Linked DNA regions of Mus musculus: regions 1, 2 and 4 are each linked to region 3. Evidence: chromatin loops called from intact Hi-C (ENCODE). Cell type or tissue: heart. All regions are shown on one strand.

The links. A loop is a pair of places that touch in the nucleus more often than their neighbours do. Peaks named below come from ENCODE experiments on the same cell type or tissue, not always from the same donor. Only the 100,000 strongest peaks of a DNase experiment are listed, where the experiment ranks them.
Region 1: a loop joins it to region 3, with 2.2 times the contacts of the local background. A loop is called at or near these places in 13 of 42 quality-filtered maps.
Region 2: it touches region 3 in a loop (2.4-fold over the local background); 6 of 42 quality-filtered maps call a loop at or near these places.
Region 4: it touches region 3 in a loop (2.4-fold over the local background); 10 of 42 quality-filtered maps call a loop at or near these places.

Annotation. Positions count from the first base shown.
Region 1 is chr7:132,926,412-132,934,411 of GRCm38, reverse strand. It overlaps Zranb1 (zinc finger, RAN-binding domain containing 1), which reads right to left and starts at 3,236. Exons shown (of 10, transcript NM_207302.3): 1 at 2,867-3,236. It overlaps 1500002F19Rik (a long non-coding RNA gene), which reads left to right and starts at 402. Exons shown (of 2, transcript XR_003946678.1): 1 at 402-3,404. In heart, a CTCF peak has its summit at 4,184 (motif pointing left); DNase peaks (open chromatin) are centred at 2,641 and 3,261; H3K4me3 peaks cover 3,031 bases; H3K27ac peaks cover 2,111 bases.
Region 2 is chr7:132,853,466-132,861,465 of GRCm38, reverse strand. Abraxas2 (BRISC complex subunit) reads right to left here and starts at 2,241. Exons shown (of 9, transcript NM_198017.3): 1 at 2,133-2,241. The coding sequence starts at 2,231. In heart, a CTCF peak has its summit at 3,105 (motif pointing left); a DNase peak (open chromatin) is centred at 2,255; H3K4me3 peaks cover 1,608 bases; H3K27ac peaks cover 1,151 bases.
Region 3 is chr7:133,000,276-133,008,275 of GRCm38, reverse strand. The region is part of intron 1 of Ctbp2 (C-terminal binding protein 2); the gene reads left to right. 4932437C15Rik (a long non-coding RNA gene) reads right to left here and starts at 6,888. Exons shown (of 2, transcript XR_378552.2): 1 at 6,546-6,888; 2 at 2,715-3,378. In heart, a CTCF peak has its summit at 4,594 (motif pointing right); DNase peaks (open chromatin) are centred at 725, 4,605 and 5,805; H3K27ac peaks cover 546 bases.
Region 4 is chr7:132,878,060-132,886,059 of GRCm38, reverse strand. Abraxas2 (BRISC complex subunit) reads right to left here. Exons shown (of 9, transcript NM_198017.3): 7 at 7,447-7,531; 8 at 5,179-5,293; 9 at 946-3,025. The coding sequence ends at 2,556. All of the region lies in intron 1 of 1500002F19Rik (a long non-coding RNA gene), which reads left to right. Among named protein-coding and RNA genes, the nearest start is that of Gm46003, 15 kb to the left of the region's middle. In heart, CTCF peaks have their summits at 1,821 (motif pointing left) and 3,496 (motif pointing right); no DNase peak of the experiment used is centred here.

The sequences.
Region 1 (8,000 bases), 74 kb after region 3:
AGAGATTTTCATTTGAATAATACAGCACAACCAATGGAAAAATGTCAATATTTTGTATTAGTAAAAAACAGTACTAACAAATGTAAACAAACTGACCAAGTATTTTTATGGTATGACCATAGTTTCAAATATTTTCTCTCATAAATCATCAAAAATCTCAGAAACTCCAATAGTAGAAAACATACAAATTGTATATCCTGAAATACCTCTGTAGCCAGAAATACTTTGTCAAACTATATTTTCAGAGCCAACTATACTGTCTCCATAGATACAAACTCATTTCTCAGAGCCTTAAAAAAATTTCAACACCAAATCTCGGAGCCTTAAAAATATAGTTGGAAAACAGAAGTCATAGAAAGAAATCTAAACTACCATAGACTAACAACAACAATAACAACAAAGGGTGGAAAGTCTCATACAGAGGAGCAAACAGGTTCCTCCAGGGTAAGTTCTCAAAGGGGTTCTTAGGAGATAGCACTTAACTTGATGTACAGTAAGAAAGGGTAAAATAAATAAAGGCCGAGAGGAGGGACTTCACAGAAACAAAAATTTAGCTGGACTGAGCTTCACTTAGGAAAGAAGAAAGAAGATTAAAGAAGAGAGAGAGAGAGAGAGAGAGAGAGAGAGAGAGACCAAACTACTGAGAAATTTAAACACCAAAAGGAGTTTGAATTTTTTTTTCATTTTTATAGGTTTATTTATTGTGGTAAGAAGTGAATGTGTTGGGTACTTTGTTTTTTGGTTCTGTGGGGGGTTTTTGTTTGTTTTTATTTTCATTTTGTTTTGTTTTGTTTTAATCAAGTTTTCTCTGTGTAGCCCTGGCTGTCCTGGAACTCACTCTGTAAACCACAATGGCCTTGAACTCAGAGATCCTTCTGAGTGCTGAGAATAATGGTATGCACCACCACTGCGCCTCAGAGGTGCTAGTGTATTTAAATACAGAAAATATACCCAAGGTATAATGAGGACATGAAAATTCCAAATAAACCACCACAAACTGGAAGAAAAAAATGTTCAAACAAGAAGGTATTTCTAGGGAAGAGGGGAAAGCCATAAGCAATGCTCAAATAAAACCAAACCAAGTTATATAAAAAGTTAGCATCCTACTTTTGCAACTACATTTAAGTTTTAACTGATTTTATAAAAGCAATATAAATAAAACTACATGTAATGGCTCTCACTGAATCAATTACACATAAATCAATTTACCTCAAACAATGTACATCTGAATTAATGTTCATACTCAGACTTACTTTAATTGTTTGTTTGTTTATGGTTGGGGGGGGGAAGGTTTTCTCAGTGTAACCCTGTCATGGAACTCACTATGTAGACCAGTATGGCCTAGAACTCAAGAGACCCACCTGCCTCTGCTACCTGAGTGCTAGGGTTAAAAGCATTCACCATTCACCACCTTGCCTGGTTTAATCCTCAGACCTTAAAAGTGATATGCCACAATCCGTATTAGTACATAGTTATGGATCAAGGCCATTAGTTTGAAATATATTACCATGAGTTGTAAGTTCTTCATACAACCTCAAGAGTAAATAAATGGATGCCCCAAGGCTCAACGGCACTAACAAAAGGTTGTTAAAACAGCAACCAGAAAAAACCTCCCATGGCGTTCAAATAACATCCTCCCCCCAAAAAAGTAAAACGTCTCATTACTGCCCTACCTTTTAACCTCTCACAACCCCCCCCCAATGAAAAAGTTACAAAAATTTAATGAGACTATTTTAAGAGCCTCCAAATCAAGAGAGTGGCTTCCAAATATACTTTCGAAATACCTCATTTAATTAAAATAATATTTAACAGGATCCAGCTTTACTTTTCCCAAGCATAGTTCAGTGGACTTTCTAATGGCCTCTGTCACAAAGATCCTCGGGTCTCCCCTGTTTTCTCTATATAAGCCAAGTCACCCATTTTTGATCAACAGAGGTACCATGCATGTAGCAAAAGTTGGTAGGGAGTCGACTGAAAGAGACTGCGGGGTACAGGAGCCACTCATTATATAACACTTCCAAGTATTTGTACATCACGTTTATTAACACCATCACAGGTCAACTATACAGAGACCAAACATTGCAAGCAGTGGAAAGAACTTATAAAAATTGACTTAGTGGGTAACCGAAAGGGGAAATCGAGGGGTTGAGATACAAAATTCTAAGCAAGGTGGTTTCAAAACCAGCGTCTCCAAGATAATGGGCGGGTTCAAACTTCTTGCTTAACGTAAACTGCCTCTCCCCGGCGCTAACAGCAAGTATTACAGCTCTTTTGTCTGTGCAATGACCAGCCAAATTAGAGCAGAAAACCAAAACAAAACAAGAAAACCCACAAGGTAGGTGCACAGAGCGATCGTTACCGGGAGCGGAGTTCCAGCTGCCCATGGCCACCAGACATCAACTTTCACCCTGATTTGCTTTAGGCAACCGGAGGCCAACGTATGAGGGGAGAGAAAGTGGACAAGGGACCAAAACACAAGTTTGGGGACCAGCACCAACTTAGAGCGACAAATCCGGGTGTTTATGGCCTACTAAGAGGTGGGAATAAGACCCACACACTCGGACTCGGGAGGGATCCCAGTTGCCGGAATGAGGCGGGCAGAAGGGCAGCGCCAGCCGCTGACGAAGGCGGCCAACTGAGGTCGGTAAACAAGCCGGGCGGCCACTCTCCCTCATCCTCCGGGTTGTCCCCGCGCTGGGAAGCCCAAGATGGACGCGCGGCCGCGGACAACCCCGGGCCTGCGATGCGCTATCCCGCAACGCTGCCGCCCGGAGGCTCGGCAGCCTGCTCCCCGCGACGCCCCGTCAGGCCGCGGTCGACCCGCGAGGGGCCTGCGGCGCGGCGCCCCCAACCCAGGCCCGGTTACCTGGCGGCCGCGGATCCTCCTCCTCCCCGTCTGACGCGCGGCGCCCGGCGGCCGCGGCGGCGGCGGCGACTCCCGCACGGCCAGCGGCGACGAGCCGAGCCCGGCCCCTCTCCGCCTCCCTCGGCGCCGCCGCCCACCCCGCTGCTGCCGCCTCCGCCCTCCCGCCTCAGTCAGGACATGTTCTCCGCGGGCCCGCGCGCGGCTCCCAGCGGCCCGAGGGGCGGAGAGGCTGCGCGGAGGCGGGGGCCGAGGCTCGGGGACAGGGGCGGAGCGGTCTGGGGACAGCCTCGGGCGCAGAGGACTCCGAATGGCGGCGGTCAGGACCCTAGAGCTAAATAAACCCCGCGGCGGCCGCACAACGTCAGGAACTGGACCTCGCTGCTCACCGTCCTGTGATTGGTCCCGAGGCCTCAGGAGGCGCAGCCAATAGGCGACCGCCTCTTTCCCGGCGCAGGAGCGGGCCGCGGCCGTGACGTCAGCAGCGTGCGTCCTGATTGTGAGGCTACGGCGCGCGCGGTCCCGCGACGCGTCCTCCCGGGTGAGTGTCTTCAAGTCTAAGTGCAGGATGCACTTGGGAGGTGGGAGCCTTCTTCCCCTGGCCGCCGGCCGCTCTTTGCTGCAGAGTCGCCAGCGCTTTGAATCAAGCGTGAGTCACGCATCTGTTTGCTAACTGGGAGACCGCTTGGCCGTTCCTTCGGCGGTTTAAAACAGTTTTTAAAATTTCAATAATTTGACCCAGGCTGTCATTCTGGGGCTCAGGCTGGCCTGGAACTCTTAAACGATATTCCTGCCTCAGCCTCCCCAAGAGCGCTGAGATTACAAGCCTTGCTTACTTGGCATTTTATTTTGTTTTCAGACGAGGTTCTCTTGTAGCCCGATTTATTTCTAACCCCTCTAAATAGCTGAGACTGATCCCGAACTCTTAAACCTCCGGAGTGCTGGACTTACGCCACCACTACTCTTAGCTTCACCTAGCCCTACTTCAAACTTTTTCAAAATGTAAACTGCTTTAAAAGTAATGTGTTAAAGGCCGTAGAAATAGTTCACTGGGTAAAGTTGCCAAGCCTGACAGCCTGAGTTCCATCCCCAGTACCTACAGAGTGGAAGAAGACGACTAACTCCCACAGTTGTTCTCTGGGCTACACACAAAATAAATAAATGTAATTTTTAAAAAGATAGTAATATGGGGGGTCTGGAGAAACGGCCAGCGTGTAAGAGCACTTACTTCGGAGAAGCAAAGTTCTGCTCCCAGCAGCCACTTCAGTGGAAGACAGTCACCTGTAACTCCAGCTCCAGGGGGTTCAGTGCCCTCTTGTGGCCTCTACCAACACCCACACTCACTTGCACAAACACATAATTAAAAATAAAAATAATTAATTAGTATCTTGAAGGAACATTAACAGCAATCTGGGAGGGCATTTAGTAATTGTTTGGATACCTCAGATCCAAAAGGATGACCGTGTTACTTGAAGTTTGATGTTTCCCAAACTTGAGTGGGAATTCACTTTGTGAAGCTGTCTTTGGTGTCTTGAGTTATTTGCATAAAATGGTATAAGACAGCTGTACCATGGCCATCAAAAGAACAGTACTTTGTATAACTTCCCCTCACCAACATCTTTCACAACCAGTGGGGTGCTTCCTCTCCATAGCCATTGCTATGGAGTAGAGGCCTTCAGCAACCCCCACCTGGTCTGAGAACTTATCCATAAATTAAGTTTAAATGGAAACAACAACACAAAACAACACGTTCTCAAGGATATAATTAATTCATTTGTAGGTAGGATCCCACGCTATTATATAAAAACAGTAGTTCAGTTGACCCTTTGGAAACACTTTGTTTAAGCACTTCCTCTTCCTGAATCAAAGCTTTACAGCATGCTGCCTCCAAATAAACACCAATCACACGGTAAGATGTCCAAGTTGTAGTTTATTTTAGTCAGAAAAGGGATAGGACTCAGAGGAAGCTTTTAAATTTGATTTAATAAATGTCTTGTAAAAAAAAAATCTGCACCAAGAAATAAACACAAAGATAAGGAAGACCATCTTAGTGGTAAAAATGATAGCACGGAAAGAGGCTAAGTCAAAATAACCACAATGACAAAATGGGATTGCTAAGTAAATTAAAGTGAAAATCAACTTATAATTGAAAAGGAGAACAAAGGAAAAAAAAAACTGCATTGAAGACAAAAAGACTCTTGAGAGGCATCTAGTAGTTCTCAGACCTGAGGTGATGGATCAGTATATAAAGTGCTTTGAGTTCAGTCCCCTGAATCCATGTAAGAAAGCCAGGTTCATGCTTATAATGACAGTGCCAAAGGAGAAGACAGGAGAACCCCTGAGCTCCATAGCCAGCCAGTTAAGTCTAGCTCCAGACAAGTGAGAGATCCTGCCTTAAAACACAAAAGTGGATGTTCCTGAAGGATGATACATACCCAAGGTATCATTTGCCCTTTTGTCCCCAGGCCTGTATACACACATAGGAACATATACAAAAAGAAAGAAAAGAATGTATTAGTTTTCAACAATGGCAACACATTAGAGTCACTAGTATGGCTTTTTAAACATGGGCTCCACCTAAGAGGAGAATCTGAGCATAGATAAGTCTTAAACACCCTTCAGCTACTCTGAAGTGCAGCCGGGTTTGAAAACTACTGATGGAGTCCTACCCCCAAAGTCTGCACATGGGGACACCGATACCTAGAAATATTAAGTGATTTTAACATGCTAACTAATAGAACAACTGACTTGGTCATAGTTAAGAAACTAATTTAGAGGCCTGAGAGTTCTCCCTGGTGGTAAACATGCCACAAACATGATGACCTAAGTTTGGTTCCTGAGAGTCACATGGTGGAAGAAAAAAACCAAATCCAGTGGGCTGCTCACTTCCAGGCACACACATTTAAAGAATGAAGTACTTGAAGGCACCAACTGTAAGTTTTTAGTATGTTTCTTAGAACCACCATGGTCATGTATAGGGGCAGTTATCATATGTTCTACCTTTTCTGTTAGGTGTTTCCTGAGCTACCTGTGGAAAATACAATCCCATCATGTTTTCCGGTTTGCCATTTTAGGGCTTCTGTTTAGTTCTATAATAGTGGAAAGCAAGGATTGGAGAAGTGGCTCCAGGAGGACTGGACTCCAGTTCCCAGCACCCATGTTAGGCAGCTCCAGAGGATCCTATGCCTTCTGGATTCCAGGAGTACCTGCACTCATGCACATGCCCACACACATATACACATACTTAGAAATTGTGTGTGTGTGTGTGTGTGTGTGTGTGTGTGTGTGTGGAGGGAGAGAGACTGAGATTCTGACTCTCTGGGTATCACTGACTGACCTAGAATTTGCTATTTAGGCCAGGCTGACCTCTTAACTCACAGGAGGCTGCCTGCCTTTGCCTCCCAGGTGCTAGGATTAAAGGCATGCACCACCATGCCCAACTTAAAATATATATTTTTAATAGTCACAAAAAGGGTTTTGCATGATAAGGTGCCATATGAGAACTACCTTCCTGGAATGTCTGTGATACATAGCTATAGAAATGGGGACAGAAAACAATTGAGAGACACAGAGCTAAAACCTAGATATCCAGCAGGAGTGGGAAGGAGGGGCAGAAGTGGAATGCAGTGAGTGATGAGACTCACTAGAGGAAGCCTTTGTTTAGAACCTTTCCATTTATGGTTTGCCAGTACCTGAATCTGGGGCAACAAAAAGAATCAAAAGTCAGAGTACTGCATGACTGTGCTATGAAGACCATTGGAACTCCTGGACAGAACTAGATAAGGTGAGGTCAGTTGTGTACAGATCCAGGATTTAGAAGAGTGCAGCAGGGCCTTGTTAAGAGCAAGGAACTAGGCTGACCCTGGACATGAACAGCAGAGGTGTCGGTCTATAGAGTAGTTACTGTGGAATTTCCAGAAAACTCCCAACAGAAAAAGAAAGGTGGACATTGCAAAATGTGCAACATTCTTAAAGGTGCAGGTGTAGTGAGCCTCAAGTACATTATTCCCAAATAGTATTGGAGTATGCAGATTTTGAAACTCAGAACAAAGAAAAGGTCAGTGTATTTGACAAACAGCTTCACTGACCTTATAGAGAACAGTTCTCAGTAGGATGATGGGGACGGATGCCAAGTTTCAAAAGCTGAAACCGTGCATGGGTTTTGAAGCAGTGATTACAGACTACCAGTCCAGGCGCTTTGACCAGGAGAGGAAGGCAGGAAATAGAGGAACAGCCACAGTGAAGGATGAGGCCTGGGAAAGGTTTTGTTTTCAGTATATCTGAGCACTTTTGCAAACAAAGGAGAGAAGGTGGAGGGAAGTCAAATTCAGAGCAGTCTTTTGTTGCATGTTGGCACCTATAACAAAGGACACTGCTTTTTGGGAAACTAGTACTTTCCTGTGGCCTTCCTGGATGCCAGCCACAAACTGCATGGAAAACAAAATCTCCTGTGAGCAGACAAAATCTACTTGTGAAGCATCAGACATAATGTAGCTCATCTGGGGCTGGAGGCGTGGCTCAGTGGGCAGTAAAAGCACTGGCCACACAAAGCTTTTCAGCCTGGGTTCACATCCCCAGAACCTATTTACCGATGGGTGTTCTGTCTCACATCTGTAATCCCAGTACTTTTCAGACAAGATAGGAGGAAGAGATGAACAGGCGATTCCCCTGTTCATGGGCCAGCTAGTATAGCATATGCAAAGGTAGATGTATTAGTCAGGGTTCTCTAGAGCCACAGAACTTATGGATAGTCTCTATATAGTAAAAGAATTTATTGATGACTTACAGTCGGCAGCCCAATTCCCAACAATAGTTCAGTGGCAGTTGTGAATAGAAGACCAAGGATCTAGCAGTTACTCAGTCTCACGCAGCAAGCAGGCAAAGGAGCAAGAGCAAGACTCCCTTCTTCCAATGTCCTTATATTGTCTCCAGCAGAAGGTGTAGCCCAGATTAAAGGTGTGTTCTACCACACCCTTAATCCCAGATGAAAGGTGTAGCCCAGATTAAAGATGTGTTCCACCACACCTTTAATCCCAGATGACCTTGAAGTCGGAGATTTAATCTTCTGGAATCAATAGCCACTATGCCTCAAGATCTCCATACCAAGATACAGATCAGAATCTTCTATCTCCAAGTC
Region 2 (8,000 bases), 150 kb after region 3:
AAAGAACTCCAGGCATCTAAGGAGTGTCGAGAGTGGGAGAGAGTCTTCCCCAGGGAAGAGCACACCAATTGGTTATCCAAAACAAAGGCACAGTCCTGAACCTTACAGATGAGGAACATTTTTCAGGCTAAGCAGGTTATATTTAGGAATATATATGCATACATATAAGCATATAATAGTGATTAATAAAAAAAAAAGAGACCATGTATTTGAAAGAAAGCAAGAAGGAGTATAAGTGTGTGGGGGAAAGGGAGTCTGGAGGGAGAAAAAGGAAGAAATGATGTAGTTATAATCTCAAAAATGTTTTCAAAAATGTTTGCTAACTTTAGCTCCACAGAATAAGTTTAGCTTTAGATTAATTTTCCTAGACCAAACAAACACATCTTTTAAAAAGTAAATTCTTGGTTCTTCAACTTTAAAACTGACTTTTTTTTTTTTTTTTTTTTTTTTTTTGGTTTTTCGAGACAGGATTTCTCTGTGTAGCCCTGACTGTCCTGGAACTCACTCTGTAGACCAGGCTGGCCTCGAACTCATAAATCCACCTGCCTCTGCCTCCCAAATGCTGGGATTAAAGGCGTGTGCCACCACGCCCCGCCTGACATTACTTTTAAGTATTCCACACCCATAACTGTGGTAAGGTTAATATAAAAATGTATAATCATATAAAACACAATTCAAACTATTGGCCTTGTATAAAATTTCTTCCCTCATGCCAAGTAGGAGATAAATATTAAGGAAATTGCTATTAAATAGCTAGAAAGCTAGAGCTGGGTTTAATGGCTTCCCCTTGAAATCCCCACACTTAGGATTGGGGGTGATCAGGAGTTCAGGGCCAGCCTTGACACTATCTCAAGACAACAAAGAATAAATAACAAGTGAAGAAACGGAACTATGGCAGTTTCTAGAAATACTGTCCAAGTTTCTTATCTTTATAATAATCTTGTCTTATACACAAACTATGACATTCCTAGGTACTCTCTAAAACAGAATAAATAAGCACCCTGAACTCGTAACTGCAGTCCATGGACGCTAGGAACTTTACAACCACTTACAGTATTAAGAGCTAGCTGCAATACTGAAGGCTAGTAGGTCAGAGCTGGCTTTAGGAAAAAAAGCAGAACAATGCTGAATATATTCCTATCAGTAATCTCTGCCATCAACACTGCAGAGATGAAAAGAACAGTAAATTCATTCCACTCAGTATACTCATGGAATCGCCTCTCAGAATCAGTCTTTATTAATGGAATCGAAGATCAGTGACATCAAACCAAATCCAGTTTCCCTTCTAACTACTGTTTTTATAATGACAACCACAAAAAGCCCCATCTCTTATTCAATGAATTTAAATCGTTCACCAATAACAACAACACACACACAAACCGCTAATTGGTGGGAGAGTAATGTCCTGTAAAAGCACCTATTTCACAAATAATTTCCAGAGGTCAACGGCATTGAAAGGCAATTCGTAAAATAAAGACACCGAAGAGTCCTATGGACTCCATGGCCTGTACATTTCTGATCGCTCATAAGTGGGCCTGTCACTTCCCTCTTAAGACAAGTTCCGGGGATTAGAACACTCGCTGAGGAACTAAACAGGCAACTTTGAGGAAGTGCAAACAAGACTCTGCACCTAACGAGCCTATTCACATTCTCCATTTTCCACTGGGGTGAAAAAAAAAAAAATCCAAACAGCCACATCTGATAAGTATGAACGGTGACAGACACGACGACCCGTGTGGCCGGGGGTCAGAACTTGGATCCTCTCCTAGATTACAACCCAGACCTTTGAACTCCATCCCGACCCAAGGCACTCAAGTCTGGAAGCGCGATTCTCAGCGAGGGGTAGGCACCCAGTTTTGGCTAGGCGACTCCTGACACTGGCGGGGCCGGGCGCTTTAGGTCCTTTGGACTGAGAACAGCTGTGCCAGGACCCGCCCGAGGCCGAGAGCGCCAGAGAAGGGCCCGCGGGGTGCAGGAGCTGGAAGGGGGCGGGAGCCGCCTGGGTCACCAGCTCATCGGTTTGTCCCGGGGATTGAAGGCCGAGCCTCCAGCGGTCGTCGCTTGGCCGCAGGCGCCGGCCTGAGGAGGAAGCCGAAGGCCCCAGCGGCCACGGCAGGGGGCCCGGCACCTACGTGGTCGGCGTTGCTGTTGGCGCTGTGGAAACACACAGCGCTGAAGGTGTAGCCCGAAATGGAAGCCGCCATGATGGAAATCTCCACCTCCCCCATCATGCCCCGCGGAGGGTGCACAGCCTTCCGGACGCCCCGCCGCTGAGCATCCTGGGAAATGAAGTCCTCCAAGCTACTCGAAGCTAGGACAGGGAAGTAAAGGATTCCAGATCAAAGAGAACCAGCACCTTCAGTTTTGTGTGTTCCTCAGACACCGGCCTGTCTGTACAGCCTTGTTATAATCCAGTTTGTCCCTTCTGCAAATGAAGTTGAAGGATGGAAGGCCGGAGATGATTCCAGCAATTGAACAGGTTGAGATTTGACTTGGGAACAGCATGATGTAATTTCAACTTGAACAGACCACTTTGCCTGCCTGGTTGAGACTAATGCGTAGGAGAAATGGAAGGGAAGGAGATTTACAATAATCCCCACCTGGTGCAGTGACAGGGGAATTATGGTCAGAAGTAGTGGAGCTGGTAAAACGATTGGATTCTGGACTCAAAAACAATTCAAATATAAGTCGTGTAAGGGCAGAAGGGTTGCATGTCGGAGGCCAGCCAATGAATGCTACATAGACTTGTTTCAACAAACAACAAAAACAAAAACCTTCAAGTTTGACAAAAATCATAGAAGACAAAAACAAATAAGTAGCAATGAATAAACTATCAAATTTAGAAAGAAAAAAAAAAAGGGAACTATTTCTTCTGCAGCTTGCTAAGACTTCAGTATTCCTAGCTGGGCTCCTGATTTCCCTACAGAGCTACTTCTCACTTCTTTTCCAAGTTCAGCAAATAAAACTGTTTATGACAATTACTCAAATCAAAACCTTTGCAGCTGGGGCTGGAGAGATGGCTCAGAGGTTAAGAGCACTGACTGCTCTTCTGAAGGTCCTGAGTTCAAATCCCCGAAACCACATGGTGGCTCACAACCATCCATAACGAGACCTAGCGCCCTCTTCTGGAGTGTCTGAAGACAGCTACAGTGTACTTGCATATAATAAATAAATAAATCTTAAAAAAAAAAAAAAAACCTTTGCAGCTAGCCTTAACAACTTCTTTTCTCTTGTTCCCTACATCAGATCAGCTAAAACGATCTTCAAAAAAATACTGAGTCCTACGATTCACTACCAGCACATCTGCCACCCTGACCCAAAACACCATTTTCTCTCTCCTGGTTATGACAACTTCTCAGAGTCCCAGTTGGTGGCAATTTTGCCCTTAAGGGATGCTTGACATTGCTAGGAGATATTTTCCAATGCCAACCCCAGGGGAAGGAGGTAAACTCAGGAAAGGCCTCATAACAGAATTAACCAGTCCAAAATGTCGAGGTAATGAAGTGAGGCTGTTGACCTGCAAATATATCCTCAACACAGTCAGTGAAATGATCATGGTAATGTTTAGATATAAGGTGTCAATTATACCTGGCCAGCCTCCAAATCCTACGCCGACATGCCCTCCCCCTGCATTCCTGCTTCTGCTACCCTGATAGACTTGGCTACAGCTACAACAGTAGCCTTTTTGCTTTCTGGAAGCACTGAAAGTTCATCAGGTCATAGTGCCTTTACATATGTCCCTTTCCTCTGCCTGAGATGCTGGTCTCTTGGACAACTATATAGCTCACTGTTTTATGCCTGCCCTGGGTGCTTTGAAAGGCCACCCAGACCTCTTCTTGCAGGACTGATTGATTTAGCCTGGCTGCTGGGGAAGTTTTCCATTGACAGCTCCCAGTTCACATCTCCTGGAACTATTCCCTGTGAGAGAGAACCTAATTTTCCAGCTCAGTTAGTTTTCTTATCCAGTTTAAGACCACCTGCCTAAGTGCCACCCACAAAGAGCTGGGCCTTCCTACATCAATTAGCAATTGCTGGAAATAAAATCCGATGGCTCACTTTTCAAAGGTGTCTCTAGCCAGCTTAGGTCCAGCTAACAGTGAACAGAAAACAGAAGGCCCTTGCTAATGCTTGATAGTCTAGCTAAGTACCCCTCCCCCAAATGTTAATAAGCTACTCCCCCCAAACTGAAAGTTTAGAGTATAAAAAAATCTCAAACATCCAAACTTTTCTACAAGATCATTCATTGGTTTGATATGCTTTAAAATATGCAAGATGTGAAACATGGAGATAGATCCAGACATGGTTTTGGTTGTTAGGACTATATCCTTTTAATTATTAAAAAAAATAAGAAAGGGTCATTCCTTAGGGTTTGTAGACAGTGTTCTGCATTCAGTAGGCTTGCTATCATAGGCTGACACAGAAATTTTCCAGGTTGCAAAATAAACTGCTTCATTTTCTCTACTCTGAGTTACCAGTACTCTTTTTTTTTTTTTCCCCCGAGACAGGATTTCTCTGTGTAGCCTTGGCTGTCCTGGAACTCACTTTGTAGACCAGGCTGGCCTCGAACTCAGAAATCCGCCTGCCTCTGCCTCCCAAGTGCTGGGATTAAAGGTGGGCGCCACCACTCCCGGCTCAGTACTCTTATTATGAAGTGAGAATCATTGTTTCTGACACAATCAAGAGGGTCTCCCACAATTGTGCCCATAGGTTTTCACCATATGGGTTGTGACCCCAAATGTCAAATATTGTGCATGTCAGATAACAGTAAGAAAATTACAGCCCACCAAGCCAATCTGATATAGACAGTTTCTCAACTGGGGGTCTCTTCCCAGATAATTGTAGGATGTGTCAAGTTGACAAAGCTCACCAAGACAAACTCTTACCACCATCTAGCATTGTCTGTACTTTTAATTCTATTTCCCTGTTTATTATTTTTTCTCTGCTAGCCTATTCTAAAATTCATGAAGGATTCATGTTTTAGTTGCTTGCAGTTGCAATTTTTTTTTTGTCCTATGGAATTAATGCCAGGCATGGAGATACTGCCTATTTTGTAACTGTTGAGTAAATGTTGTGTGGGAAAATGTAGAGTTCAAAGGAAGATGGTTTTATTCTATCAGCAGGTTGCTATAGAGATATGAAGATATGCTGGGTTGGTGGTGTGTGCCTTTAATCTTAGTATTTGAGAGGCAGAGGCAGGCACCACTAGCCTAGTACAAAGTTTGTTCCCTGGACCCCGCATGGTGAAAGAAAGGAACTAACTCTTGAGGGTTGTCCTCTGATCTCTATACTCACAATGAAGGTGTGTGTGTATGTGTGTGTGTGTGTGTGTGTGTGTGTGTGTGTGTGTGTGTATGTGTGTGATGCTTCCATACACAACAAGCATGTAATCATATCTTTAAAAGAGAGGGTCTTACCAGGCAATGGTGGCCCATGCCTTTAATCCCAGCACTCGGGAAGCAGAGGCAAACAGATCACTCATTTTGAGGCCAGCCTGGTCTACAGAGTGAGTTCCAGGGCAGCCAGTGCTACACAGAGAAACCCTGTCTTGAAACCAAAAGAAAAACAAAACAAAACAAAACAAAAGGGCCCAAAGGCATGGGGGCGAGCATAACAGTAGCAAAATTATAGTTATGAAGTGCTAAGGAAAGAGTTTTGTGTTTGAGGTCACCACAACCCGGGGAATTGTACTACAGGGTTGCAGCAATAGGAAGGCTAAGAACAGTTGTGCTAGGGGGCCTTTACCTGGTATACTTAAAACCTGAAATACTTCAGAGTTTGGAGTGATTTGGAGTTTAAATTTTTGGGTTGCTGATTTGGCCAGTTGTTTTTTTGTCAACTCAACACAAACCTGGACTTAGCTGGGGAAAAGGAATCACAACTGAGAAACTGCCTTCACCAGATTGGCCTCTGAATATGATTGTGGGACATTTTCTTGATTTCTAGCTGAAGTGTGAGGGTTCAACTCACTCTGGGCAGTGCCATCCTTGGGCACGTGGGTTGGGGCTATTTAACCTCTAGCCCCAACTCCAATTTTTGCTTCTAGCTGCCTGAATTTCCCTTTATACCTTAAATTCAATGAAACAAAACTCAGCCCCCTCCCCATGCCTCCAGACACCCATCCTTCTCTCTCTCTCTCTCTCTCTCTCTCTCTCTCTCTCTGTGTGTGTGTGTGTGTGTATCTGTGTGTCTGTGTGTGTGTGTGTGTGTGTGTGTCTCATTTTTTTGAGACAAAGTTTCTCTGTGTAGTCCTGGCTGCCCTGAAACTCACTCTGTAGAGCTAGGATTAAAGGCATGGGCTACCACCATCTAGACAGACTCTTTCTTTAAAAATTTTATTATATGCTTATTGTGTATTGTAACTACTACTGCTGCTGCTGCTGCTGCTGCTACTATAGGAGCAAGGCGTGGGGAGCAATGCAGTGAGTGTTCCTCTGTGGACTCTGCTTGAGTTCCTGCCTTGTTTTTCCTCAGTGATGAGCTGTACAATCTGTATGCCAAATAGACCCTATTCTCGATGAGATGCTTTTGGTCAGTATTTTATCACAGCACAAGGAAAGCCAACTAAAGCAAAGATGCCCAACCTGTAGTAAAGATAAGAGCTGACATTTTCTGAACCCTGACTATATGCCATGCCCTTTCTAAGCTCTCTAAACATACAGTATGCTCACTTGCAGTTCCTGACATCTCTTTGAAGCGGCATCTTTTTAAGCCCCATTTTATAGTTGCAGAACCAGAACTTAGATTTACTGACTATTTCTCATGTGTCAGACAGGTTGTATTTGGCTGGACTAATCTCATATGTATTCTCAGAGTGTCTTGTGTGACAGGTGCCACTATTATGCTTGTTATAATAGAGGCTTCACAAACTGACCTGGGGAAATTCAAGAACTTGCCCACAGTGATGCTTTAAAACATGGCGTGCGGGGCGGGGGGGGGGGGTGTTCTAACTCAAGAAACAACTGCCCAGTGTCCCCTTTCAAAAGCTCACATCAAAGCAAAAGGAAGAGATGGGGGCAGAGAAGGGAGCTTGTTCTAGAAGTGTGTTCTCTGGTCCTGAGTGTTGCATGGTCAGAAAAGGGAAAGCTCTGCCCTATGACCACGGAATGTCAAATGGGAAGTGCTTAAGGATTCTGGGAAGCATGGTTCCAGAGGAGCTACCAGTGGGCACTGTGCACAGAGAAAACAACAAAACAAATCAAAACAGAACCGACGCTGGCAACCTCAAGTTCTACAAGTCTGCCTGTGGCCTCACACAAGTGGTGCTCAGTGGGAGGGGCTGTGTCCCTCCTATAGTTCTGCTTCTCTCTGGTGCTAGGCAGCTTACCCAGTGGAACCTCTCTCCCAGCCAAGAATCCCGTTTCCCTGGGTGATCAGAGGTGGTGCCCCACAGTCCTCAGCACTAAGCAGCCAGAATAATCCTTCCTGGAGCCAGAGAAGAAACTTGGTATAAACCATGTTGGGTCCCCCCACCTCCCCCAGGGCTCCATACCGACAACTGTTTATAGCTTTCATCACACACAGCAAAAACATCTTAACTGTTGGCAAGACATGAGGCTGAAGATGGGCTTATCTTTCATGGATGCTTCTTAATTAAAACCTAAAACTTTTAAAGACCCAGTCTGTCACACTCAGGCTTTCTTTCTGTAGCATCTAGAGTCTAGAAAAGATCAAAACAGCTACTTGCCCAGGGCAGCACTAATTGGCTGTGGTATCCGGTGGTTTTAGTGCTCTGTAATAAGGTTACTTACGCTCTTTCTTGAGTTCTTTAATCACTATGTACATGGATTTCCATCTGCCCTTTACTTTATTCTTTACTGCCAGAAGATCTTGGAACACCATGTATAGGAGCAGACGAACTGCTCAAACTGGGAGGGCAACATGTGTTGCCGTTTGCCTCAAGGGACTTGTTACTGGGCTTCTGTCTTCGAAGTCAACAGAAACGTAGTCCTGGAAACAAGTTCTTGTTGGAAGGCAGCTTGCTAGGGGCCTCTGAGATCCTT
Region 3 (8,000 bases):
AGACCAGAGCAAAGCCATCAGGATCTAGCTGCTTAGGTGACTTCGGGGGCTTGGGATTTTGCACCTTGAAGTTTCTTCTAAGGCCAGGAAGGACGTGCCTCTGAATCAGCCAGGCCTTGCTCTGGGGCCACACAGGGCACAGGCTGTACCAGGGAAAGATGTTTGGTGGTCCCTGCATGCAGTCCTCAGTGTTCTCCTGTGTTACCGTGCAATTCTACCAGTGTCTGCAGAGGGGGTGGTTGTCTGCCATTTGGTCACTAGCTTGCAAGAATGGTTTCCTACTTTGCTGGCCTGGTGCACAGCTCCATTCATCAAATCTGGTAAATGAGTCTCATGACAGGAAAGGGGAGAGAGATGTCTGGGTACACATGTTCCAGGCTGCTCTTTCTCCCCGGAGCTCAGCGACTGCATCTGAGGGACCTGGAGCTCTCTTCTCTGGCCTAATTGAATGGAGGAAACAGACGAGCAGTAAACACCCCAAGTGCCACAGGGACTTTCCCACAGATTTATGCTGGGAGCCCTGATTGACAGGCGTTCACCTTGGGCTCTGTCCTTCGTCTTCATCCTCTCCGACCCCTTACTGTGTGCAAGGGGTGTCCCACCTAGGCTGCTGGTGAGCATCCGTGGGAGGCCCCAGAGCCGGGCAGTGTGGTCCCCGCAGCTTGTTTCTCTGCCTGAGGCTCCGTTGGGAGGGTTTTCCTCCTGAGTCATCCCTGGGCAGAGGCCCAAGAGTCCCCTGCCATCTCAGGGTTTCATCGAACCTTATCTGGCCATGGGATAGCGCTTGCAAAGCTCAGCCAGAGGCACCTCAAGGCTGTTCCTGCAAAGAAAGACGGGGCTTCGCAGGAGCCTGTGTTTTCTATCAGGGCGTGTCTTCTCTGGTATGTCCATCAGTATATGTTGAGTCACAGGGCCATGGTGAAGAGTGACCAGGTATCTCCCAGTCGAGCTGGGGAGTAAGACAAAAGCAATAAATCACCCGTTACTCTTCAACTATGGTTCTGCGGACGCTGGGGACCAGCCAACAAGCCCTTGTAAAATCAAAGGAAGTTTACAGAAGGACATTGGGGTAACAGTTATTATCATGACTTTTTTTTCTCTTAGGCCTCAAAGCCTAAGACCGCCGTGGAGGGAGGGAGCCTTCCTGGTGAGGTCCCCAGCCTGTGTGGTTCTTGACTGAGGAGTCTCCAGCTTATGCTTTTAATTGATGGGTAGGGTCTGCTCTGTGGTAGCAACAGAGGGAGGTGGTTTTGGCCGTCTTTCTTAGCTTAGTGCGTTTTCTTGGATGAATCCCTGGCTGAGCCTGATCTTTAGGTCACTGTTGCAGTGGCTAGGAATGGTGCCTTGGACCAGGTAGTCCCCTTCACACCACTGAGCCTGATCGAGAATCTAAAATCAAGTTGCCCCTCTCTATGACCTTGAAAGAATTCAGCTTGCACCTCTCTTTTTTAAAAAAAACAATTTATTCATTTTTATTTATGTATATCTGGTGATTTGACTGCATGTATAGATCTGTGTAAGGGTGTTGGATCCCCTGGAACAGGAGTTACATACAGACAGTTGTGAGCTGCCATGTGGCTGATGAGAATTGAACCCAGGACCTCTGGAAGAGCAGCCAGTGCTCTTAACCGCTTGAGCCATCTTTTCAGTCCCCTTCAGTATCTGGGGATGCTCCTATAACCTGCATCCACATCAAGATTATAAGGCTGGCTTGACTTCTTAGCTTAAGACCATGTAGACAGTACAGAGTTACTGTTTCATAGCAAGTTCCAGCTTGCCTGGGCTGCAAAATGAGACCCTGTCTCAAAAATGGAAAGGTTTTTTTTTTTGTTTGTTTGTTTTTTTGGTTGTTTGTTTATTTTTAATGTATATTGAAAACCAGTTATGGAAAAGTGGCTGGTTGTTTGGCTAGAGCCAGGCTTACTACTCTCTACCTTTAGGCTGGTCCCTAGGTTCATAGCTGGGAAGTCTACTCTGTAGCCAGTCTAATTACCATAGCACTGAATGTAATTCACATGGGGATGGGAGCCATGACTCCAGTGAGAGATCCCAGGGGGCGCCTAGGAACTGCAGCCCCAGTGCCTTTTCCTTCCCATCATGACCACAGCATAGAGGGACATACTCTCTAGGATCTTTCCAGCAGGTCCCATCCACCCAACCCATGACCTTGACAGCCAGGCCTTGGTTTTTAAAGGCTATGGGTAGCAATCACCCCTGAAGAAATACAGCCTGGATATCCACAGCTCGACCTCACGTGGTCACAGCAGCAGAGAAGACAAAGTGAGTCCACAGGACCAGGCTTGACGTCCTCGTGCCCAGGCGTTCATGCCCAGGCATGCTGCAGAATCCCAGGCCTTGAACAGGAAGCTTGCCGGGTTCTGGCAGCTTGTTACCAGCAACCCCATCCCCCACCTCCCCACCCCCAACCCTAGCTCCCTTAAGATTCCTCTCTGGCCAAGTCTCCTGAGATTTCATCTGCAGCTGAGCCAGGGTGTCCTGGCCGCATGTGGAAGAGGCTAAGGCAACACAGGTTCATATGTGAGGGCCTGTAATGGGATCTCTGAGCAAGGCTGCAGGAGGAGATGGGTGTTCCTCCCCTGGAGATGTCTGCTGATTGTGAAGTAGGCTCATGTTTCTTCCAAAAGGCAGATGAGGGGTCTCCAGGGACCTGGGTGCTACTCTGGGAAGTGGAAATTTATCTCTCGGGGCCTCACTCATAGAGGAACTAATATATTCTCACGCCTAGAGATCACTGGACCCACAAGCCCAATGCCCAAGGACCACCCAGGTGAGGCAGGCCACCAGGTAAATAGGACATGCAACCCATCTTAACAAAAGCAGCAGCTGAGCTTGCGCCCTTGGCTCGGCACTTGGACATGCCATTTGTGGTCAGTTTCTGGTACTGTTCCTTGGGGACCATTGCAGGTGCGTGCTGACTGGCTTCTTGTGACAAGGAACTCACTAGGAGACATTTCATTCCGGAGCACCCATTAGATTCTGGCGAGTGGCAGGTGATAGAACCTCAGTATCAGAATCACCTAGACAAGGCAGTCATGGAAAGGGAAAGTATCTGTCATTTTCCTCTGGGTGAGCATCCCGGACAAGCTGCAGAGATATCTGACTCGAGTTCTGTGCGTGGCAAGTTCTGTGTGTGAGTTAAGTAAACAGATGCTGGTCTTTCTGGGGCGACAGGGTAGTCTAAGTTCCGTTTCGTGTTACTGAACTGAAACACAGTGTTTCCCACCATTGTAAGACTCTACTTTCGCTCTGGAAGGCATCATCCCCAAACATGCAGGCTGGATTCGTGGCAGTCGCACAGGAAGCCTGCAGGGCCCACGACCATGGCTCAGGTATTTGGAGCTGCAGGCGGCTGGGCACCTGGTGGGTGATCGGAAAGGCCTGGTTACAAGTTCCTCAGGGTTTTTGCAGTAGCTGTAAGCTAGTCGCACCATCTTTGCCTGTTCCTGCGGCCCACCATAGACCAGACCACCTTGCCCGTGCCCTTCCTGGGTCTACTTGTTAGATTTTGCTTCCTAGTAGGCCATTCTAGAAATAATGGTGACCTCTCAGCCAGTGGTTCTTCATGGTAGGCATTTTATAGTACACTCAGAATCTGTCACAGCTTAGCCCTCAGGTTTGAGGGGATTATGGACTCCTAAGTGGGCCACACTGCCCTGCTGTGCACCTATTTGGTAGCTTATGCTTGGGCTGGTGGTCATTGCTTCCTTCTCCTGGGGTATCCCCAGGTGGCCCCCGCTTCATTCCAGCCTCATTTTGTTTCTGTGGTCGATAAACATTGAACTTCAGGCTCCTTTCCTCATTACAAGAGAGGTCAAGGTCACTAGCATTCAGCAGGGAGATTTCAGCAGGCCTTCAACCATCAAAATACAAGGTGCGTTAGGCAAAGTAACTTGCATAGGGCATTCTTGTGGCTGTCCCTCTTATGGGATGCTGGGGCTTCTGATGACAGTGGTGTTTTCTAATCTTTGAAATGGTGTGACATAAAGTGGTGACTCTTAGCAAGACATCCTGTCTGTCCCTGCCTCCTGCAAATGCCACAGTTGTTTTTACTGCTCCCAGAACACTTTTGCTGTTGTGTATAGGCAGGATGGAAGCCGTTCTACAATATGCTTGAATGTGTTGGCACAACAACATAGTCATGTGTTGGGTGCTTTAAGGTTGAGCTACATGTCAGTACCTAGCCCCTGACCTGACCTGAGTCCCAATGTTGGGTCTGTATTGTGAAATAATACCATATATATATATATGAGAAAGGGGGGAGGAGGGAGAGAGAGGGGGAGGGAGGGGAGGGTGACAGCAGCTGTAATGAATGGGAAGCAGGGTGCACAGGCTCACATTTTATAACAGCCACTGGAGATAACTCAGAAATTCTTACTCCCTCCAAGAACACCTCCCGGCTATACTAAGGACCAAGAACCAAAGTCTCGATATGGCCAACTTCACAAGGACTATGCCAAACGGGAGGAAAGCATTCCAGTTCTTGACTTGCAAAGGCAGCTAGGTTCTTATTTCTTTTCTATGTCTGGGTGTTTTTGCCTGCATGTGGGTAGGTGCAGGCAGTACCAGTGGAGGCCACAAGAGGATGCCACAGCTCCTAGAACCGAAGTTCCAGATGGTTGTCAACCACCATCTGTGGGGGCAGGGAAGGAAGCCAGAACATGTGCTCTTAGCTGCTGAGCCCCACCCCTCCATCCCCGGACATTAGGTTCTTAATCTGCAAGCAACAGAAACTGATTCAGACCACATTTTAGACATGGGTCCTTTTCCTTCTTCAACTTTACACATGTATTATTCAAGAAAATGGTAAGTGCTCCTCAGAATACAGGGCAGGCTTGTGGGCCAGGATCACCACATTCCCTTCCTGCTAATACTTCCGGAAGCATGACAGCCATGGGATCCCAAGCCAGGAAATGGCCTTCCTTAAGCACCAAGGGTCGTCTGTGTGTTGTGTTACTGTAACTGCAGGTTAGCCATAATATCCCATTAGTTTAAAGGAGTTGATGGCACATCTGCTTGTAGCTCTGTCTGTGTGTTGGGTGAGAGCATGTGTTTCTGGATATGCAGCGTCATACAGGAGTACAGTGCCTTTTTTTTTTTCCCTCCTGTCTATATGACAGGGAGACTAGGTAGCCAGAAAGCAGCCAGCATCTCTCCGGAAGTCACTTGGGATCTACAAGGCCTTGGAACCTTGAACCTGGCTTCACTGAGGTGGCCAGCACAAATGTGAACATCTTGGCTTAGTGTTGGCTTTGGTTTTCTCTGAGTTAACATTACTGAGATAGCTTCAACTCTGAGCACCCAGGGACCGGCAGCAGCCTGGCTGCAAACTGCAGCACCATGGTACCATGCAGATGAACAAGGCCCCCGTATTGTATAGAGGCAATCCTGGAGCCAGCTAGTAATTGACACCAGGGGGACTAGCTGAGCTCTCTGCCTCACATATAATGCTGGGTAGGCCGTTGGCAGCAGGGCACTGACCAAGTTCCTGTAACAAGCCTAATTGTTGCTGGACAGAGCAAGTCTTTGGGGAATGTAGAGGGACACATTACCATTTTGGATAGTCATTGAACACCTTGTCTGGTCAGGTGTCTCCCCAGTGGGGAAGGCTGAGAAGGGCAGAAGGGCGGCAGCATTGCCGGGTCTTTGCCAGTCTTAGAATTTAGACATGTGGGACGGCCTTGAGCAGTGTCTTGTACCTGGGAGCCTAAACTCCATTTTGGAAGGAATCCTCATTAAGCACCGTGCCTTTGGCTTCCTTCCCCCAAATTCCCCTAGGTATTGAAGAAATGAGCCATGGCTCCAAGCCAGTGGTCAACCTAATCCCCACCTCTGAGGGCCACGTGCGTATCATGCTAATGTAGTTTACAGTGGGATGTACCTAATATATTAAAAATGGTTCAGTTTGTCAGAATTGTTGAAAGAGATGGGAAATCTGCTGGTAGCTGTCTGTGTTTGGGCCTCTGCCTTTGATTTTGTGTTCCCTGATATGCAGATGACGTGTTCCCAGTTCTCCTCACACCTGGTGCCAGGTGGCTCCTGTCACCTACCCTGCCACCCCTGTTTAGCACCCTTTCCCAGCCGATAGGTCTCTACACACACACACCCCACCCCACCCCCTTTAGTTTGCCCTGCTATTAGCAGATTGGCCGCTGGGATTCATACCTCTAGCCTTAACAAGATGTACCACGGACCCACCTCAGCCTAGGGAAAGAACAAAGAATGGGATTCACCAAAGAAAAAGGAGACCAAGTCAGGAAGGGAAACGATCACTAGGCAACCTGGAGTCTGTTACCCGGGTAACAGATACATGCTCTGATATTGCAGATGGACATCTTAGTTGGTGGCTCTCAGCCACTCCAGATGCACTGGATGATGGCTCTTGTCCCCGGTGCTGTCCCCCTTGGCGAGGTGGGGTAAATTACACCTAAATCTATGCCTAAACTTCTGACTTTGTGCAATGAACCAACCTGTTAGCCCCTTTAAAGCCAAGCTTTTTACAGACTGTGAGTGTAGGGGGTTCTTACTTGTGTGTCCTGGTGCTGCCAGCCCCTCTACCCACGTCTTGGAGTTTGGCCCTCAGTAGAGAGCAGGCAGGGCTGATGTCACTCAGGCTCATGTGCCACAGCCTGAGTGCTCATCTGCTGAGCGGATGGTGCTCCATGGCTGATTGACTCCAGGATGAATCCAGGTAGAGCTGTGTGAGATCACTGCCACCTCACTTGCCCCTCTGTGACCTGGGCACAGTAGCCATCTCCAGCACCTCACCTTGACCTACTAAGGATAGGTGGGGCATTTTAGGGCTTTTGTTTTTTCATAGGGCTAAGCTGTCCGTTATAAGAACCATGGACCAGTGAGGGCATATAGGGTAAAAGGATGTTAGCACTTGAGACCACTTGGGCACCTTACTGTACTTATGGGTCAGAGATTCTCAGGTAGGTGGCGGGTGCATAGAAGGAATGCCTCAACATCAGGACCTGACTGCCGTTCAGTCAGTGATGGTTCATGATTCCCTTCCAACCCCAGCTTGTTCTAAACATTCTCTCTGCTCTAGGCCCCTAGTCTGTCCTGAGATGGTACAGGGATGATGTGGTTGGTGGTAAGAGTACCAGAGGAGTGTGTGGCTAGCCTGTGAGGTACAAGAGGATCCATGCATGTCCAGTTAGGAGGGTCGTCTTCGTGTTTCTATTGCTGTGGACCAAACACCACTTGTGGAGGAGAGGGTTTATTCCAGCTTGTGACTGCCAGGTCACAATCCATTGCTGAACGAAAGCAGGGCAGGAACTGAAGCAGAAGAGCGCTGCTTACAGGCTTGCTCCCATGGTCGGTTAAGCCTTCATCCAGGACTACCAGTCCAAGTGGTGATACTGCCCACAGTGAGCTGGGTCCCCCACATCAATCATTAGTCAAGACAATGCCCCTTAGCAAAGAGGCGGAGGCCTGAAGGTGAGTTTGCTTTTGCAAAAGGCTCCTGCTTTGAGTGTCTCAATGGTCACATAAAGGCCACATGGCTCCTAGAACAACCTGTGCTCCATATAGGATCTGAGGGGACACTTCACCTAGGGACAGCCACGTTCTTCCATATGTTGGGCAGCCTCTGAGAGGATAAACAGACTTGGAGGAAGGAGACAGCCCAACTTGGAGCCTCTGCAAAAGGGGAGAGGCAACAGCCCTGGCCACAGATCTCCCTGTACATGGTGTGGCTGTTAGGCTGCTATGAGACTTTATCTGGATAACTGAAGGCTGTCCTGTTTAGTCCATCATACTTATCTCCTTCCTTGACAAGGAAACAGCTGGCCTAGGGAAGTGTCCCCAAATCTGGGTCCAAAGCAGGAGGCTGTGAGGACTCCAGGCAAGGAGAGGCTGGGAAGTACAACAGTCAGGAAACCCTCCCTCCCCCACCCCCTCCCCCACAGGCAGGTGACCCCAAAGGTACAGTGATGTCATGTCGATCAGGTGCTGTGCTGTGGGTGTCCCCAGTC
Region 4 (8,000 bases), 120 kb after region 3:
TTTGTTAAAGTAACTAGTGTCACCTGCCCTACTGCTTGGCATTTAAAGATATACATCCTGACTAGGGATGAGGTTGCCAATATTATGTTTTGACCCTACTCCAGAAACACCAATCTCAACATTGAATTGTTTTCCACACCACTCTACTGCCACAGCTCTGCTGAGTTCAGGGCTCATCTGCTGGCCCTGTTCTGAGAGCCTACATGTCCTGAGACACTCTCAAAGCACCAAGTTCTGCTTCCCAGTTATTGAGTGACCTGAGTGGAACAGTCACTTCAAACCAGAGTGCCTCTTCTGGGTGGTGCCATCAGAGGCCTCCCGGCTTCAGCTTTATCCACTACCGGTACTTCTCCGGATAGCTTGGTTCTCACCACACCATTCTTGAAATCAACATCAGCATTCTGGTAAGGTGTATTTTTAGATCCCTCTTGAACCACACAGACAGGTCCCTATGGAGACCGAGGACACGTTTTAATGCCCTTTAAAACCTACCTAGCATGGCTGGAGAGGTGGGTCAATGGTTAGGAGCGCTTGCTGCTCTTACAAAAAAATCACTTTAGTTCCTAGTTTCTGTATTGAAGGCCACCAATCACCTGTAAATACAGCTCTAGGGGACCTGATGTCCTCCTCTGGGCTTTAGTACCTGCACACACAACACACTCACACACATACACTGACATTCACACTCACTCACACACACTCACATGAACACACCGACATTCACACACACACACACACACACACACACTCACACACATACACTGACATTCACACTCACACACACACACTCACACTCACACACCGACATTCACACTCACACACACTCACACACCGACATTCACACACACACACACTCACACACAAGTATTAGAAAAAAACCCTACCCAATAGGCAACACCTACTGAGGCAATAACTTGCTGGTGCTAAGACAGACACTAAAATATCGTATCATGATTAAATAAGTTTTTATTGTCACATTTAACTGCTTTGTCAGATATACACTGTATATTTCAGTATGGCATAAAAATAAGAATATTTTCCTGAATGTCAAAATCTGAACAGAAGAGATGGCGATGGCACTTTAACAGACTGGACTTCATACCGTGCTGAAGCTGCTAGCAGGTAGCTGATAAAAGCTGGAACGCACTGCAGATAAAGTGACCCTCGACATTCAAATCAAACGGAAGTGGTGTGAGCCCAGAAAACCAGGATAGCAGTTACAATGCAGACCCTGGGGCACAATCAAAGCAGGACGGTCAGCATCTCGTCTCTAAGACTGTATCCACTGTCTGAGACTGCGCACTGGAGCTCCTGAGTAACTATCACTATCAAACGAGATGACTCCTTTGAAACCTTTTAACGGTATCCTCATCCTTACGCGTTTTAACTAGTCCAAGGAAGGCAGTTCAGCGCCAAGCATCATGGGCTGATTGATTGCCATATATGGTAGGTCTTGCCACTTCCAATCCAGCAGCCCAACATACTCAAAAATGGTTTTTAGTGGTTTCACACATTCTGGGCAAAACTAGAAAACAAGCAGTAATTAAATAAAAGCGTAAGTGCATCCCAATGGTCTCCGCACATTTGCAATTATCCCCTAAATGGCAACTTTAGGGGAAAAAAGAAGTATGGTTATTCATACTTGAAGTAGCTCTGTAGTCACCAAGATTCCTGGATATTTTCTCAAAAACGTCTTTCCTCCACAACTCTAGCCCAGGATCCGCCACACCTAAGTACATTACATCCTTTCCATAGGAACTTAGTTAAATCCACTGTGTCTGGGATCTGTTCACTACAGACTCAGGCCTGGCTTCTCCCTTCTGCCATCTGCTGGTGTGTGGCCTCCCTCCATGACTGCATGCAGCGCAGCATCGCTGGCGTGCACCAAAAGACAAGGGCCTGATCCAGATGAGTACTCGCTGGGGATTAGTATTCCTACATTTTAAAAAGGCAACCATTTTAAGTGACAATACGTATCAGGCTAGTAGAAAAAAGTTGAAACAAAGCCCTCTCTTCTCATCTTACAAAACCATGCAGATGAGAGAAGGAATGTCTGACTTGTTCCAATTAGGCTTCTTGGAATTAACAAAATTTCTTTTCTGGCAAAGATGAATTTGGCTCATCATAGAAAGTTCTTTGAAGGCTGCTGCTAAATTCGTTTCCCTTTGAAAAAGCAAGTTTCAAGGCATGATAGTGCAGAGGTAAGTTTCTGACGTACAGACTATTTATAGACTAATTGTGCTCAGTCTCTGATCTGATTTATCTTAAGAACAGACTACACTGAGGGGTCACTCTGCCTAAATTCACTAGTACATCCATGAATCGCACCAGAATTAGGACAATTTGATTATCGTAATGATTTTGTTGTGAACCTGTGCACTGTACCCAGAGGTGAGGACCAGCGGACAGAGGATTCTGGGAGTTCTGTGCACAGGATGCTCCACTCAGGAGCCGCGGCATCTGAGAAAGCAGGTCTCCCCACAGATTAAGTCCTCAACAACACTCAATAAGCCATTAAGAAAAGTAGTGCCAAGTGGAGAGTGTCATTTGTTTACTTAAATCTGGGAGGTCTGAGTGTTCCTGGGGTCCTCGTCAGGATGTGTCGAGGGCCGTGAATTCTTTGAATGTGAGTATTCGCTATGAGGGGACTCTGCAGGATCAATCAAATTTTCATAATCACTGTCATCTGACTCCTCCCCACTGTCTCCAGCTGCACTCTGGGAAGGAAGAAGATCTGCTCCACTTCCAGTGAACTTCAGTCCGCCACTGGTGGAAGCATAGCTGGAAGAGCCCACAGCCTGAGGACGGGGCATGAAGACACTCCTTTCCATGCGAGAATGGCTCAGAGTACTTTCTTGATTGTTTGGGTGGAAATCAGAGTAAGGGGGCGGAGGATCAGAGGGCTCCGTTTCTGCCAGAGTACTTCTCCCTTCAGCTGAAAACCCAGAATAGGACATCCGAGGGCTGAACGCTGGCTCCAGACTTTCGGATGGCATCTGTCTGCTTAACAGGGCCTGCTGCAATCCTGCACAGAAACAGGAAGAATGTCTTAACAAGTTCTGTACCTTCATAGCTTTTTAGCTCCACTTGTTAAATGGTCAACTGGAATGATCTGGAAAGGAGCAGCAATGCTGTGAACTCATCACTGCTAATATTTTACAAATGTTTTCTCTACATTAATTTCTTTGCATCTCAAGTATCAGACTAACCAGTTACACAGTGAGGCCGTTGTCTCAAAAAACAAAAACCGCAAAAAAGAAGCCAGAGTTGAAAGTCCAGGCACTCTGATTAGAAGTACAGCCCCACAATGCACCACACAGGCTTGAACCTCCAGGTCCTGCTCTTCTGCCCAGCAGCTGACACTAAAAATCCTTCTGAATACCTTTACAAGTCACACGAACAGGGACTGCTCCTTACAGTATCCTAGCAGATGCCATACTGCTTTCTTTTTAATGTGTATTTGTGTCTGTGCCTACCATTTGCATAAAAGTGCTCAATGAGGCCAGAAGAGGGCACTGTGTCCTCTGGAACTAGATTTACATATAGTTGTGAGTTTCCCTACACGGGTGCTGGAAAGCAAACTTAGTCCTCTGCAGGAACAGCAAGCTCTACCTCTCCAGCCCCCAAGAATTTGGTTGCTAGAAACAGATGATATTGTCAATACACACAAAAACCTGGCCAGATTTCTTAGATCTGTTCTGACTTCTACCTGCTTCAGCTTTTCTCTGTGGTCCTCTTGGTTCAGTTTTAGAAACTAGAGGAATAGCATAAAACCAGCATTTCTCACTAGGAAATGCTTAAAGACAAGGGAATGGATGCCCTCTCTCCTTCATGTAAACCTGGTGGTTTCTCAGTGTAGGATTCTTGACAATATGGCTCAGTGTAAGCTTGCCTAACATGGGTCATCTTCAGCTACAGAGAAAGTTCTAGGATATACAAGACCCTTCCTTACAATTATGGGGATTAAGGCAGGTTTTCAAAAATGGTCTCATGTCATTTAATGGATAATTTGATAAAGTAATGAACAGTTTAGCGGGGTAATGTGACCTGTAATTCTAGCTACCCTGAGCTAGATAGACATGGTGGCATATGCCTTTCATTCCAGCAGAGGCAGGTGGATCTCTGTGAGTTTGAGGCCACCCTGATCTACAGAGTAGAGTTCCAGGAAAGCCAGGGCTACACAGAGAGCCCATGTCTCTAAAAACAAACAGAAATTCTATGTACTTTGGAGGCTGAGGCAGGAGAATCACAAGTTTGAGGCCTGCCTGGCAACTTATGAACATACAAAGCAGGACGAGTGAGATGGCACAGCAGACTGAGGACCCGACTGACAACCTTGTTCAATCCCTGGAGCCTACACAGTGGAAGAAGAAAACCAACTCCTGCAAACTAACCTCACACTGGTGCTCATAATAAATACATACGTACATACATACATACATACACACACACACACACACATACATACAAACAGATAAATGAATGAACAAAAACGAAACAAAAACAAAACAAAAAGTCAAGCTGGGCACGGTAAGCATGTGATTTGAATTCCACCCCCTGCCCCCCAGCAGTGGAGTCACGTGGATCTCATGGAAAATGCAATCCTGATCAGGCACGGCAGCACACACCTGAAATCCTAGGACTTAGGAGACTTTGAGGGTCAGATCTCAAGTTAGAGGCCAGCCTGGGCTACAGAGTAAGTTCCAAGCTCAGCAAGGGTACAAAATGAGACAACGTATAGGATAAATATAAAGTAAAGAGGCGATACAATAGACTAATGCAAGAAGGGGTGGAGTGCAGGTTAGTGGTGGAGCACGTGCTTAGCCTGGGAACCCTGTGCTCAGGCACAGTCCCCCCACAGTGAACCCTGTGCTCAGGCACAGTCCCCCCACAGTGAACCCTGTGCTCAGGCACAGTCCCCCCACAGTGAACCCTGTGCTCAGGCACAGTCTCCCCACAGTGAACCCTGTGCTCAGGCACAGTCCCCCCACAGTGAACCCTGTGCTCAGGCACAGTCCCCCCACAGTGAACCCTGTGCTCAGGCACAGTCCCCCCACAGTGAACCCTGTGCTCAGGCACAGTCTCCCCACAGTGAACCCTGTGCTCAGGCACAGTCCCCCCACAGTGAACAGAGCCAGTCTCTCATACTGAATGGGAGACCGCGCTCCAGGTGCTTACTTCTTTCTTGTTCCTTTTCATTTTTCTTCTGAGTGATTTGTCTTCTCAATTTGTTCACTTCTGCCTGACAAGATTCAACAACTCGCTCACTCTTTTCTACATCTGCACATACTGCCTGAGGGGGAAAAACACAAGAAAGAAGATTAGCTTCAAACCCAGGCAGGAGGTAATCTACAGATTCAGCTTCATTACAATGGAAAAATGGGACTGGAGAGATGGCTCAGCACTTAAATTAAGAGCATTAGCTGCTTTTTTCAGAGAACCCAGGTACAATTTCCAGCAGGCTCACAAGCACCTCTAACTCCAGTTCCAAGAGATCCACACCTTCTGGCCTCCAAGGTTACCAAACACTGAAGTCATCAAAGTTAAATGCAGAGAGATAAGGTAGAGCAATCTTGAGTGCTCACGAAAGCAGAGCTGTGTTCCCCCACTTCCCTTTATGAGACAAGACTGCCTGTGTAGTCCAGGCTGGCCTCCAACTGGAGATCTGTCTCCAAAGCCTCTTAAGTGCCAGGATTATAGTGTATGCTGCCATACCTGATCAGGATTGCTTTTCTTCTGTATGTTCATATGCAACATTTATGTGGGCATACAGGTACATATGCATGTGGAGGCCAGAAGTCAACCTTGAGTGTCTAGTCTCAAGAATCGCTCACAATTTAAAAATGTTAAAAACTGTCTGTGTGTCGGGGTGCGCACACAGATGAGAGAAAAGCATCAGGGTGTCCCCCTCTGTCACTCCCTTCTTTTCTCCTTTGAGAAACATGGCATTCATGAGGTTTTGGGCTAGATTGGAAGCTGAAAGCTAGACTGGAAGCTACTGCCTGTCTCTGCCAGCTCAGTGCACAGGACTATGCCCAGTCTGTTACGTGGACACTGGGATCTGAACTCTAGTCCTCATGCTTGAACAGCAAGCATTCTCTAGCCACTGGGCCACTTCTCTAGCTTGAATGTTTTTAAGGGTGTGTGCACGAAGCTATAATATATTAATCAATACAACAAAGAATCAGTTTTAGTCATTATTTTTTAAAAATTATCATTAGGGGCTGGAGAGATGGCCCAGTGGTTGAGAGCAGGACTGTTCTTGCAGATAAGGTAGATTTATTTAATTGAAAATAATTATAATAAGGGAAATCTGGAAAAGAAAGTAAGTTTCAAAGTTGAGGTTTGAATGTATGTAATTTAGCTACCAATAACCACTATGAGAGCTGGCTTTTTTAATCAGCAAGGTAATGTGTGACACCATTTAGAAGTTGTTTGGCTAGTATAAACGGTCTGAAAGGTCATGGTCATGAATTCAGAGCAAAAAGCTGTTTTCTGCTGCACATTCCTCCCATAGCAGAAATATCAGAAACTTCCAGGAAAGCAGTTTGGCACAAATGAGCGTGACTAGCGTTCCCTCCACTTGCAAGTGTGTAGTGAACACAAGCCCTGGAGGCTGCACTGCACTACTTTGCCCTTTTACTAAGGCTTTCCCCATTAGCTTCTTATAGTCTTTGGTTTTCCGAGACAGGGTTTCTCTGTGTAGCTCTGGCTGTCCTGGAACTCACTCTGTAGACCAGGCTGGCCTTGATCTAACAGAGATCCACCTGCTTCTGCCTCCCGAGTGCTGGGATTAAAGGCGAGCGCCACCATGCGCTGTGGCTTCCCCACTTTAGACGCTACCCTCACCCCTCCCTCTGTCTGCTGGGCTCTTTCCCAGGCCAAGGAGAGTTCCAACTTTGCCACTTTTCTTATTCTCAAATATAAGTGCAGAGGGAAGGACGGTCAGCCTGTAGCTGGCAGATAGAGGTGGTACCTTAGACATTTGTTGCATGACGGACTAGGGAGAGACAGATCCACTGCAATCCTCCCACTCCATAGTGGTGGCTGGGAGCAAAATGAACTGATTAGATGGAAGCTGGGCTAGACTGGGTGTCAGCTTATGACACCGTCTCCCCTTCGAATATAACTGACAGAGCAACTGTTCTCAGCACCCCTCTTCAAACTCACCTTTGAAGGTACACTTCCAGAAACAAGCACGACTGCAAAGGGGTCCTGCATGTTCTAAGAAGTGGCATTAATAAGTACTGCAGTGCCTCCCTCTCAACACACGAGGAGGCAGGATTCTGTGACGGATATCTGACAGACGTTGTTATAGCAAAGCGCATTCTGACTTTTGAACCACTCACTGCTCATTTATCTGTCAGTTACAAGATACATTTGTTTGTTTACTTATTTACAGAATTAGGACTTAAGCCCTATGAACCAGCTGGAAATACCACTTACCTGTACTTTCTCCTGAAGTGCATTATAAACCTGATAAATTGCCCTGATGTCCTTCATGACTCCATCCTTGTCAAAAAAGTCAGTACTAAAAGACAGAAAAAAGATGTCAAAGTTATTAAAATCACCATGAACATCACTTCGACCACAGTAGCATGTGCTGTGACTCAAAGGTGATGTCTAAGTACTAAAATGCTTATCCCGATAGAATTACAGAAAGGAAATAAAAAAGAACACTAATTAAAAACAGAATATTTTCCAGCGATTATGTTTATCCTTTTTTTTTAAACTATTTTTATTTTTAGATAGGGTCTTTCTATGTAACCCTGGCTGGTCTGAAACTCATTATGAAGTCCCTGTTGGTGTGGAAATCATGACAATCCACCCACCTCTGCCTCCCAAGTACTGGGATTAAAGGTGTGTGCAACCACATCTGGCTGTTGTACTTTTTAAAACCTAAGGAAAGCAGCTTGAGAGGTGGCTCAAAGGTCAAAAGCACTTGCTGCTCTTGCAGAGGGCCTGAGCTCAGGTCCCAGCACCCACACTGCCAAGCAGAG